2 separate regions of the Homo sapiens genome follow, and region 2 is linked to region 1. Evidence: chromatin loops called from intact Hi-C (ENCODE). Cell type or tissue: IMR-90. All regions are shown on one strand. Links, peaks and the distances in the headings refer to the core of each region. The heading gives the core; the rest is flanking DNA.

Region 1 (5,385 bases), core at 306-5,305:
GTGGTAGAATAAGGGGTACCACAATCGTCAAGTGGAAAGCAGGTAAGTAATTTTCATTTTAAATAAGTGGTCAGAGCAGGGCTCATTGAGAAGCTAAGATTGAGCAAACACTTCAAAGAGGTGAAAGAATTAGCTGAAATATGGGTACTGACCATTGCAGGCGGTCAGAGCCTAGTGCAAAGGCCTTGAGAGGGAGATGCCTGCTTTGTTTGAGACACAGTATGGAGATAAGTGTGGCTAGAGTAGAAAGAACAACAGAAATATTAGTAGGAGGGGAGCTCATAGAAGGGATTAGGCCAGATCACATAAAGCCATGGAAGCCATTGTAAGCACTTTGGGTTTTATTCTGAGTAAACAAAATACTTCCCAGGTCCCCCAAGAACTCTTGTCACCAGATGTCAGCTGGGTCCATCTAGCCCATATACTTCTCTATAACCCAACAGGAAGACTCTCTCAGTGAGGGCTTTATAAAAACAACACATAGATGACTTTAGAATGACTTAACCTCTGCTATGCAGTGAACTATAAACTGTTTACTAAACAGCTAATTAAACCATAATTATTTATGTAACAAGCTATAAATACTTTACAGCATGGTTAGGCTATTAACTTCCCATCCCTCTGCACCAAGGCTCTTGTGAAGCCCCAGTCAAATGTGACTAAAGGAAATGTGACTACTCTAATCTTGATCAAATTTTTCGATGTCTTCATTTCTCTGCTTCTGATCTGCCTCTGAATCCCATGCTGAGCTGCATCAGCATAGGCCTTACTGTGCATGGGGGCTTTTACGTAAGTGGCGGGCAATTCTTCTTCTCTCCACCCCTAAGCACTCCAAGTTCACATTTTAAGTGTAAATCCTGCCCCAGCATTTGGTGCTAAGCAGGTTGCAACAGGCATGTTTCTAACTTGCCACTGACCCATCTGTGCAATACCAGAAACACTGAGAAGGTTTTTTTCTCCTTCAGTGGGCTCTACAAAATGCCTCCTGTGCCCACCTATAGTGGAAATGCCCCCTTTTCCTCTGAGCTTCTCTGTGTTCTCTCCTGTCTCCATGCACTAGTCCTCTGCTCCAAGCTGTAGCAGCAGAAAAAGTTTTCAGATCAACATTACTCAGAAATCTCCATTTTCACTCTTCATCCTATTCACTTAACATTTGGTGTTCCATATCATTTTCTGACGTGTTCTATATCATTTTTTGTTAATCAAACTGTTCAGTATAATATAGTAAGAGAGTAAATCCTATGGTATAACTCCAGGGGTCCTGGGGGAGGCAAAATGAGACCCACCAACCCACCTTGAAGCTAATACTGAGAGTAATTTGTGGCATGGGCATGGATTATGGCACTGCCAACACTTTATCACATCCATTTCTCCAGGCAGTGGCCCTCTCTCAATTGGTAGAAGGGTTTGAGGGCAAAGAAGAGATTTGACTACTCTAACAAATTATTTTTAATGTAGCATAGTTCCAAGCACACTATGAAAGAAACTATCTCTTGAGTACCTTCTGCATAGCAGGCACTTATCAAGAACTTGCACATACAATATCTAACTAGTATTCAGTAAAATGCTATTTATTACCCTCATCTTACAGAGGAGGAGAAACTGAGGCTCAAAGAGGTTTCTGACAGTGCCAGATTTCAGTCCAGTGCCTGACTCCAAAGTCTGTGCTCTCACCACCTCTGCAGTTTGTCCAGCACCCTAATGGAACTTGTTGTTATTTCGGTTTCAGAAAGCCAAGGAACATGAATTTAGCTCCAGGTAACTGTTTTCACTCTTATGAGCCAATGTGTACATCTGACAGCTGCCTTCTCTTCAATGACTCAGAGCCCCATCTTGTTAACTGTCAAACTCCAGCATTGTAGATGCCCTCTGATTGAGAGAAGACATTGTTAACACTCTATGATCTTTCATTAACTCATGAATGACTTATTTTTTAACCTCTAAAAATGGTATGTGTGTGTATCTGTATTGCCAGCATGAGAGTCATTATGGTGATATAAGCCACAAGAACACCTGATTAGGAGCCATCACCTGTGCCCTCCTCCCACTCCCTCCTCTTGATAGCTGTGTGCCCCTACACATGACACTTGTCATCTCTGAGCCTCAGTTTCCTGATCTGGTCATTGCCCCCTTATTTCCAACCATTGTCCCAGCCCTGAGTTATTTCAGTCCTGCTACTGTGACTTCCAGCCTCCCAGGCTTTGCACATGCTGGTCCCTCTCTCCCACTTCCTCTTCACCTTGCTGGCTTCTACACATCATTGAGGTCTTGACCTTGATCTCTCTTCTGAAGGAGTCCTTTGTGACTCCTCAACAAATTTATGTCCCATGTGCCCCACACGTCTGTAAGCACTCTGTCTCTCCTCTGATCTATACTGGTCTCAATTGTTTAACAACTTTTAAATGTCTGCCTTACCCCCTAGATGATGCAGGGCAGATCTTGTGTCTGTCTTGTCCTACCTACAAGCCACCATGCTACATGCTACAGTATCTGCAAGGCAATGGACCTGACACACCAATGATGCAGCTGGTGTATATGTATGGAACTTAATTACATTTAAACATTTTTCAAGTGGGAATAATAATAACCTATGCTGCTGTCCTGTCTCATCGGGTTGTGAGGGTCAGGGGGATAAAATCCATAATCATTATAATAGCACTAATTGAGGACGGGCCCTATGCCAATTATCATGTGGATTGATTCACATGTATTATCTCAGTTGATTCTCACAATGACCCTGTGAGGAGGGTACTCTTATGATTTTACTTTTACAGATGAGGAAACTGAAGCTTAGCAAGGCCAAATAACATATCTGAGATCACACAGATCACAAGTGGCAAAGTTTGGCTCTGAACCCAGCTCATCAGTGTCTAGACTGTATGTTCTTAAGTGTTATGTTAAACTGCTTTAGGCTGTGCTCTGTTCCAATGTCATGTGCAGTACTGTCAGGTAAAAATTTTAAATGCATTCTTACACACACATCCAGCTATTCCCATTGTTTGTCATGAATTTTCATGGCAGTAACATGGGATTTGATGTATAGACTACAAATGGTTTAGCTTTGTTTTTTCTATTCTGTTCTTCTCCCTACTTTAAAGAGAATATTTTCATTTGCCAAAGTGGACATTTAGGATAATTCACAGACGTAATGTGCCCATTACCATCCTGATACCTCTGCATGCTTCTGTGAAATGCAGGTGAGGGTATAGAAATCACCACTAGAGGGTTTCCAAGAGCCAGTCTCTCCACCATCTACAAGGCTCCAGAACTCTCCATCAGCCTCCAGCCATCACTTGGGTACCTTGCCTCCACCATGCCCTGGCTCCACTCCCAAGCCTCAGGCTCCTAAGGAGGATTCTCTATTTTCAGTTGTAGGCAGACCCAGGGACAAAAGATCCTTCACCTGGGGCTGCACTGGCAGCTCTGCCCTCCAAACGGGCCCCCAGGTGCAAGAGGCCAGGAGAAGTTGCCTGTCTCAAGTCCTACAGCCAGTGCACACTGGGGCCAGGCCTGGAGACCTAGTCTCCTGGTGTTCTCCATGGGCCTGCTCAGAACAAGCCCTGTTCTAGGAGCTGAGGCTACAAAGTTGAACAGGAGAAAATTCCAGCCTTCATAGAGCTCAGCCAAGACCCAAACAGGCAAAAAAAAAAAAAAAAAAAAACCACCAACAATTCATCTGGTTATAATTATAAGAGCAGTTGAAGTGTTGAGTTCCAGCAAGGAGTCAGGCAGTGTCCAAGCCCTCTCTATATATTATCTCCTTTAAGCCTGCCCACAGCCATGTGAGGGAAGTAGTATTATTACCCCCGTTTACAGATGAGGAGACTTTTGTTTGGAGAGGTCACATGGTGAGTAAATAATGGAGCCATTACTCAAACCCAGGCCTCTAGAGTTCAGAGTCTCAGCTTCTATCACCTAAACACCACACTACCAAGAAGATGTGAGCAGGATAGACTACGATCACAGAAGACAGAGGGCCTGACTTCGCCTGGGAATATTTACACAAAGGAAGTGACATTTGCCCTAGTTCTTAGAGGAGAGGAGTTGCCAGGATGACAAAGGCAAAAAGACTTCCACATAGGGGAGACACCATGTACAAAGGCCCAGAGGCATATGGTCAAAAAGTCATATGGCAAGAAGTTTCACTAGACTATAACATCAGGGGCCTCTGAGGGTGGGGCCAGGAACGGGTCTGAAGAGAGAAACAGGGACTAGTTGATCAAAGATCTCGAATGCCATGATCAGGGATGTAGATTTAATCCCAAAGACAACTTGGAGCCACGAAAAGCATTTTAGAGCAGGGAAGTGACAACAATTGTGCAAAGAATCAGTAAAAAATTAATCACAGCCAGGTTAAATCCTAGGCAGGAGAGTAGCCTGTTGGGAAATGATAGTTATAAAACAGAAAGAGAAGAAAGACAGAAGCCTGAACTAAGGCAATGGCATGGGATAGGAAGATCTGGGAGGGACAGGATAGGATATGAGTGTGAAGAAAAGGAAAGAATCGAAGTTGACTCCCCTGGTTTCTCCTGAAGCTGCTGCCCTCGCTGAGATAGGAAACACATCCAGGGAGGAACTGTTTTCATTTGGTTTGATTACAGGGTGTGGCCTCTGACAAGTGGAGAGCACAGGGCCACAGCAGAAGTGGGGGTCAGGCCTTGCAGAGGGGCCCATCGAAGGGGGCCCCAGCTTTCTCAGGAAGGAGACTGGACCTGGTGAATCCCACATGGCCCCACCACAAGCCCATCTAATACCAGCCACAGTCACGGTGCCGCCACATAATAAGTGCCCTTCTCAATTTTGGGAGTCTAGGGACTGTGGCTCATTAAGGTTTGGACTGTGTTAGTGCTGAACATCCCATAATTGCATAGCTTGCCTGACTCTCTGTCATTAGCTCGCTGACTCTCTGGGCTCCACCTCTCCTACTGGATTTGCTGCTTGACCCCACTATGAAAAGTCTGATTACACAGAGCAGTTCTGGCTGTGTGGTGGGGGCTGCCTGCTGCCCCTGCCCCTTCCAACTCCCAGTGGGTCAATTGTCCTCAGCCATAAACTTCGAGCTGCCATCTCACCATGCATGAAATCCTTCCTTTGCAAGTACGAACAACTGATCCTATTACTCACACAGAGGACGGGAATTGAAAATTGAGGTAAAGGCAGATGGACTGGCAATGAGTCACATTCCCTTCATGGTGGAAAACCACCAGAGTCAGGAGCTTGTAAGGTCCCTGGCCAAGGAGCTGGAGAGGCCAGGGGCCAGGACTTGGGTTTGATTTCCTTAGTCTCCACAGTGAACTGAAATCTGAAGTTGATGCTATTAAGATTGTCCCCTTGCCTGGAGAGCAAGAAGGGCATCCAAGACAGTGAACGTGGCTCCCAGGAGTC
Region 2 (5,385 bases), core at 110-5,109, 58 kb after region 1:
ATACTGTCAGGCTATGTTATTAGGTGCATATACGTTTACAATTATTACATTCTGCTGGAAATGTTACATTTTGTTATCTTAAGATAGCCCTCATTATCTCTTAATGCTTTTTGTCTTATGGTCAATTTTAGTCAAATTAATATTAATTACACTGCCGTTATTTTAGTTAGTGTTTGCATGGTATATTGTATTTTCATTCTTTTTCTTTTGCCATTCTGTATTCTCATGTTTTAGGTAACTCCTGTAAAAAGCCTACAGTTAGATATTTTTTAAGCCTAGTCAATGTAAATGGAGGTGAAAGAGTTATGTATAATGCAAATCTGTGAGAAGAGCTTTCCCAAAAAAAGGAATCAGTGAAAGCAAATATTCTAAGGCAAGAGTATGGCTGGTATCTTTGAGCAAGAGCAGGAAGAACACTAAGGTGAAACAAAGGAGTGAGGGGAGTACGAGGTGAAGGCAGAGATAGGTAACGGCTGAAGCAATGCCTTTGAGTAGTGGAAAGGGGAGGGATCTGCTGCACAAATAAAAGAAATGGCTCCAGCTAGGGGCACAGAAAGTTAATCGATGGCAACCAAGGGAGAAGAGCACCTATGTTCAGATGCCAGTAGGTGTAGAGATGTTTTGTTAAGAGTCTGTGGAGGCTCTCTTCTGATTGATGCCATCCTTTAAGTGAAGTAACAAGCAAGGTCAGAAGCTTAGAATAAGGATGGTGGAGAGGGTGCTGGGAGTTTGAGGAAGGTATATAAAAGTGATCTAGAAGTAAATGGGAGAGTGAAAGGACTAGGGACATACAAATCCATAGCAGCAATAAGGGCCTAATTAAGTCTCTCATAATCATGGATTCAGGTATTTAAAATGAAGCAATCAATATGGTTTTGTATTTTTCTCCAGTCTTAAAGGTCCTTGATCTAGATGCCAAAGTGGTGCTGAAACTTCTCTACTACATTCTGCTGAATGGTCATCTGGCCTGTGCTTGAACACCTCAAGTGACAGGAAGCCTATAACTGCCTGAGAATCTCACACTACCTTTAGACAGATAGGGTGACAGAAAGTGCTTCCCTATATGGAGCTGACATTTCTCTTCCTGTTAGGTCCCCCTACATTTGAACCTGTGGGTCTGTTTCTGTTGTCTGTTGCTTAAGTTGTACTAGTTCCTCCTACATCTGGTCATCCAGAAATTCATCTATAAATTTGACAACATATCCAGTTGGTGAGGCTGCAAGAAAGAAGAACCGTTATATAAGATGGGTAGAAATACAAAATGCCACATTTCCTAAATCTAGCAAAATTACATATGCAGTTCCCCTTTGACTATACAATCCTATTTCTAGAAAGGATAAAAAATAGTATCGCATTGGATTAAAATTAGATTAAAGTGGTCCCAGATTATCCCCATGTGTATCCCTGCTAAGAAACAATATGAACATTTTGCAAAATTTAGCTCCAAAGATGATTATTATAGCATTTTTATGATAATTAAAATCTGGAAACAACTTACATGTATATAGGGCTTCATTGCATAAATTCTGGCACATCTATTCAATGTAATATGAAATAAGCAAAAAATAATAGAAGAACAAAGTATAGCATAGAAAGATACACACTGAAAAAGACAGACTTTAAAGAGGTTTGATGTTATACATGTTTATAAATATGTACATAAAGATGTGGTATGGTTTGAATGTATGTGTGCCTCCAAAACTCATATGTTGAAATTTAACCTCCAAGGTGATTGTATTAAGAGGCAATGCCTTTAGGAGGTGACTAAATCATGAGGGTTTCACTATTACAGCTGGAATTAGCACCTTTATAGAAGGCCTTAAGGGGGTGAGCTCCCCCCTCCATCTCTTCTGCCATGTGAGGACACAGTGTTTGTCCCCCTTTTTGCCCTTCTGCCACATGAGGATGTAGCAACAGGTGCCATCTTAGAAGCAGAGAGCAACCCTAACCAAATAGTAAATCTGCTGATGCCTTGATCTTGGACTTTCCAGCCACCAGAACTGTGAGGAATAAATTTCTATTCTTTACAAATCACCCAGTCTGTGGTATTTTGTTATAGCAGCAGGAACAAAACTAAGATAAGATGTAAAAGAAAGAACATACGCCAAACTGTTAATGGTGGGTTTATCTGAATGATGGGATAACTAAGAAACACATATATTTTTGGGGGGAGAGATGCTATATTCAAAATTTTCTGTATTGTGTATATATTATTTTATAATTAGGAAAACAAGTTATTTAAATTATTTCATTTGAAAAAACCCTACCAGCACATTCAGGTCAAGACTAACTCCTCCATAAAACCTCCCTAATTTTTTCTTCACCCACCCCCACCCCATCTCCAGCCAGGAGATCTCTAAGCCTCCTCTGAGCTCAGACAGCATTTTGAAATAATAAATCTCAGTAAGGAAGGACAGGCTCAAGAAGAGTAGTCCTGTGTCAAAATTCGGGGATCTCCATTCATGCCCGTAATGACCCCCACTCCCACCACTCTTCCATCTCTGCCCCAGCCTTTGTGCTTTGAGGGAAATCAGGAATAAAACAAAATGGGTCTCACTAGTATTCTCAGTCTCTGGATGTCTCAGCAAGGTTTCTCAGATGAGAGGAAACTTCAAGCCTCCCTCCTCCCTAACATTACCACCTGCCCCCGGAATCCCAAGTGCTTTGGAAGAATGTTACCTCACCTCTGTGAAGGAGGCACCATTAATTCAAATTTACAGGCCACAAAACCAAGGCTCAGAAAGAAGGAAGAATTAGAGATGAATCTGGGAGACCTGCTTGCGATCTGCCTGGGAGAAGGGGATCCTGGCTAAGGAAGCTGAAGCGGGGCTTAGTCCGCCCTCTGGTGGATAAGAGGCTGCTTTGCACCTAGCGGGACGGACTGAGGGAGAGACAGTATTTTAAGCTGCTGCTAGTCCTTTTATTTTGAAATTCTCACCTAATATCATAATAAGATGCATCTATATCTCATATAGAATACAATTTCTATACAACTACATAATAGTTGAGTTTAGTAGACCAACAGACATGAAGACACTTAAATAAACATTTATTTACCTGTCTTACCATATTCATATGTTGAAGCCAATAATATGCTTTGTAAACTTGAACATTTTCATGAATCCTTGAAAAAATTTTAGGCCTTCGGCTCATAGTTCTGGAAACTAAGTGATAAGAAGCCAGTCTCTTGCCTTTGCACCCTTTCTAGAGGATGCCATCCAGGTTTGGGGTGCCAAGGAGGCAGCAGAAGCAGGGACCAGCAATGTGACCATAGCCTGGCTTAGGAAGGGCACACAGAGATGGTGCGATTCTCCAGGCACCGCCTCAGTGATACACGGGGAGGCATGGAACATGTTCATGCTTTGTTCTGCATCCACACTGCAAATGCTCTAATGGCCAAAGGCAAGTGGACTATGACTTCTCCTTTATAACTCTAACTCTTATAGAACACAAGAGTCAACCTGGGTACCCTCAGAGCTTAGCTGAGACCATCCAGGTCTCATCCAGGACTTGAACAGATTTCACAAAACCCAGTTGGAGGGCAACAAGTAAATAAATACCAAAGGGAAGTGAAGTCTGGCTTTATCATCCAAGGCTGGTTTTTACCATCAGGAGCTCATTCTCAGGGCTCAAAAGTTCTATAATATTTCACTTCCATCCCAGAGAGATAATCATCAAACTAGCTTCAAAGGGTTGACTCTGTTCCCTTAGTTCCCACCTTCTCAGTCTCCAGCCTACCTCCACGGGGTCAGTGTCATCTTAACACCCATCGTCAGTGAGCCTTTTCCTACATATCTCAACAACCCTTTCCTGAAATCCAAACCGAAGAAGGGATCAATTCCCTTCTGGTGACCTAGACCTGTTCTCCCAAGTTCTAGTTTCTTATCTGAGAAGCAGGCCTATTGCCCCATATAACTGGGAAAAGTAACAAGCTTACACTAGAGGTGAGACCTTATCTCCTACAGAAGGCCCCTGGCTTTATTACTTATTGTCTCATCCTTATAAGGAGAGCTTAATCCACAATATTCATTTACTAAGAATTAAAAGTTATACAAGCAGTATATTATTCCTTCACACAAGTCATACTACACAGTGAGAATTTATCTCTGTCTGCATAGCAACTTCTATATTTCCAGAGGTTTAGATCTGAGGGCTACTGAAGAATCATCAAATGAATGCTGCAATTTAAAAAGGTTATTCTCCTCTAAAGCAAAGTATCAATCACTTTTTCTATAGCTGTTTGCTAACATCCAGGAGTGGCTTCTTCTCTTGAGCTTTTGCATGGGCAGGATAACCAACTATAGCTAGATCCCCTCCTCTTGGGCAGGTTAAAACATAGCTAAACAACTCTGAGTTATAGAGTGAAGAGAGAGGTGAATGAGACAGTCCTTGCTTGATAAGAGCTCTAGCCTATTGAGGAAGACTGCACTTTCAGACAAAAGAAAACTAAGAGACACAACAGCAGCAAGGACTTACAAGTGAATCAGTTCCTGGATGTGTTTCAAACAGTGAGAAATTAGAAAAGAGGCAGTATCCATGAGCCTGACTTTTCCTACTCTCTCAAATATTCTGTGTTCCTTCTTGCCCTCTTGTCTTGTCTCTACAAACACTCACTAGCTCTTTTGTGTATTATCATAATCTCAAATACCTCCTATTCAAATTCCAGTGACTCCTACATTTAATTATTTACATAGATCTCTCAGACTACACATCACATTAGCCACTTGGAGGTCCCTCAATTTTGTATGACTCTATTAGATACTGTCTTTTCTGGGAAAGGGCAGGTGTATCTAGCATTAAACCCTTCTTTCCAGTTAGCATCCTGACCTCTTATTTGGAGAATTCCCTGTTGTGTGTAGTCTTGGTGGAAGGTAGTGCTTGCTCCCTGTGATGGAAGCTGAATTAAATAGATATTCTCTCACAAACCCAGCATGATGGAGATGCAAGCACATGAGGTAGGCTCAGCTCTCTCCCAGGGCTCTCAATCTTGAGCAAATGTAGAATGACTAAAAGTCATAACCATTACAGTGGCAATAACAACATAAAGACTTTTGTCTCTATGTTTATGGCAATAACAACATAATGAGTTTTGTTCCTCCCCTCTGACATTTTCTGAAGTTTTGCTGTCCAGCCCTTGGAGCATCCCTAGGTTTTCTTCTTGTTTGTTTGGTGATTTTTTTATTATTTCTCAGCTTTGTCCTCCACTTAGCCATTGTAGTAGGCAGCCTCCAAGATACTCACTAATTATCCTTGTCTCCCAGTACTGTTGCCTTTGTGTAATTCCCTCCCGCATTATGCTACGGTTGGTCAATGTCACCCATAGAATATTACAAAAGTAATTTGGGAATAAAGGAGTATTCAACTTCCATCTTGTGCTTTCATTCT

What was found. A loop is a pair of places that touch in the nucleus more often than their neighbours do. Peaks named below come from ENCODE experiments on the same cell type or tissue, not always from the same donor. Only the 100,000 strongest peaks of a DNase experiment are listed, where the experiment ranks them.
Region 2: it touches region 1 in a loop (5-fold over the local background); 17 of 110 quality-filtered maps call a loop at or near these places.

The regions. Positions count from the first base shown.
Region 1 is chr11:15,157,137-15,162,521 of GRCh38, reverse strand. All of the region lies in intron 2 of INSC (INSC spindle orientation adaptor protein), which reads right to left. Among named protein-coding and RNA genes, the nearest start is that of INSC, 45 kb to the right of the region's middle. In IMR-90, for the core only: a CTCF peak has its summit at 3,235; DNase peaks (open chromatin) are centred at 4,011 and 5,161; H3K27ac peaks cover 2,525 bases.
Region 2 is chr11:15,098,746-15,104,130 of GRCh38, reverse strand. No RefSeq gene overlaps it. Among named protein-coding and RNA genes, the nearest start is that of INSC, 13 kb to the left of the region's middle. RefSeq lists a silencer at 2,875-2,924. In IMR-90, for the core only: a CTCF peak has its summit at 2,850 (motif pointing left); a DNase peak (open chromatin) is centred at 2,820.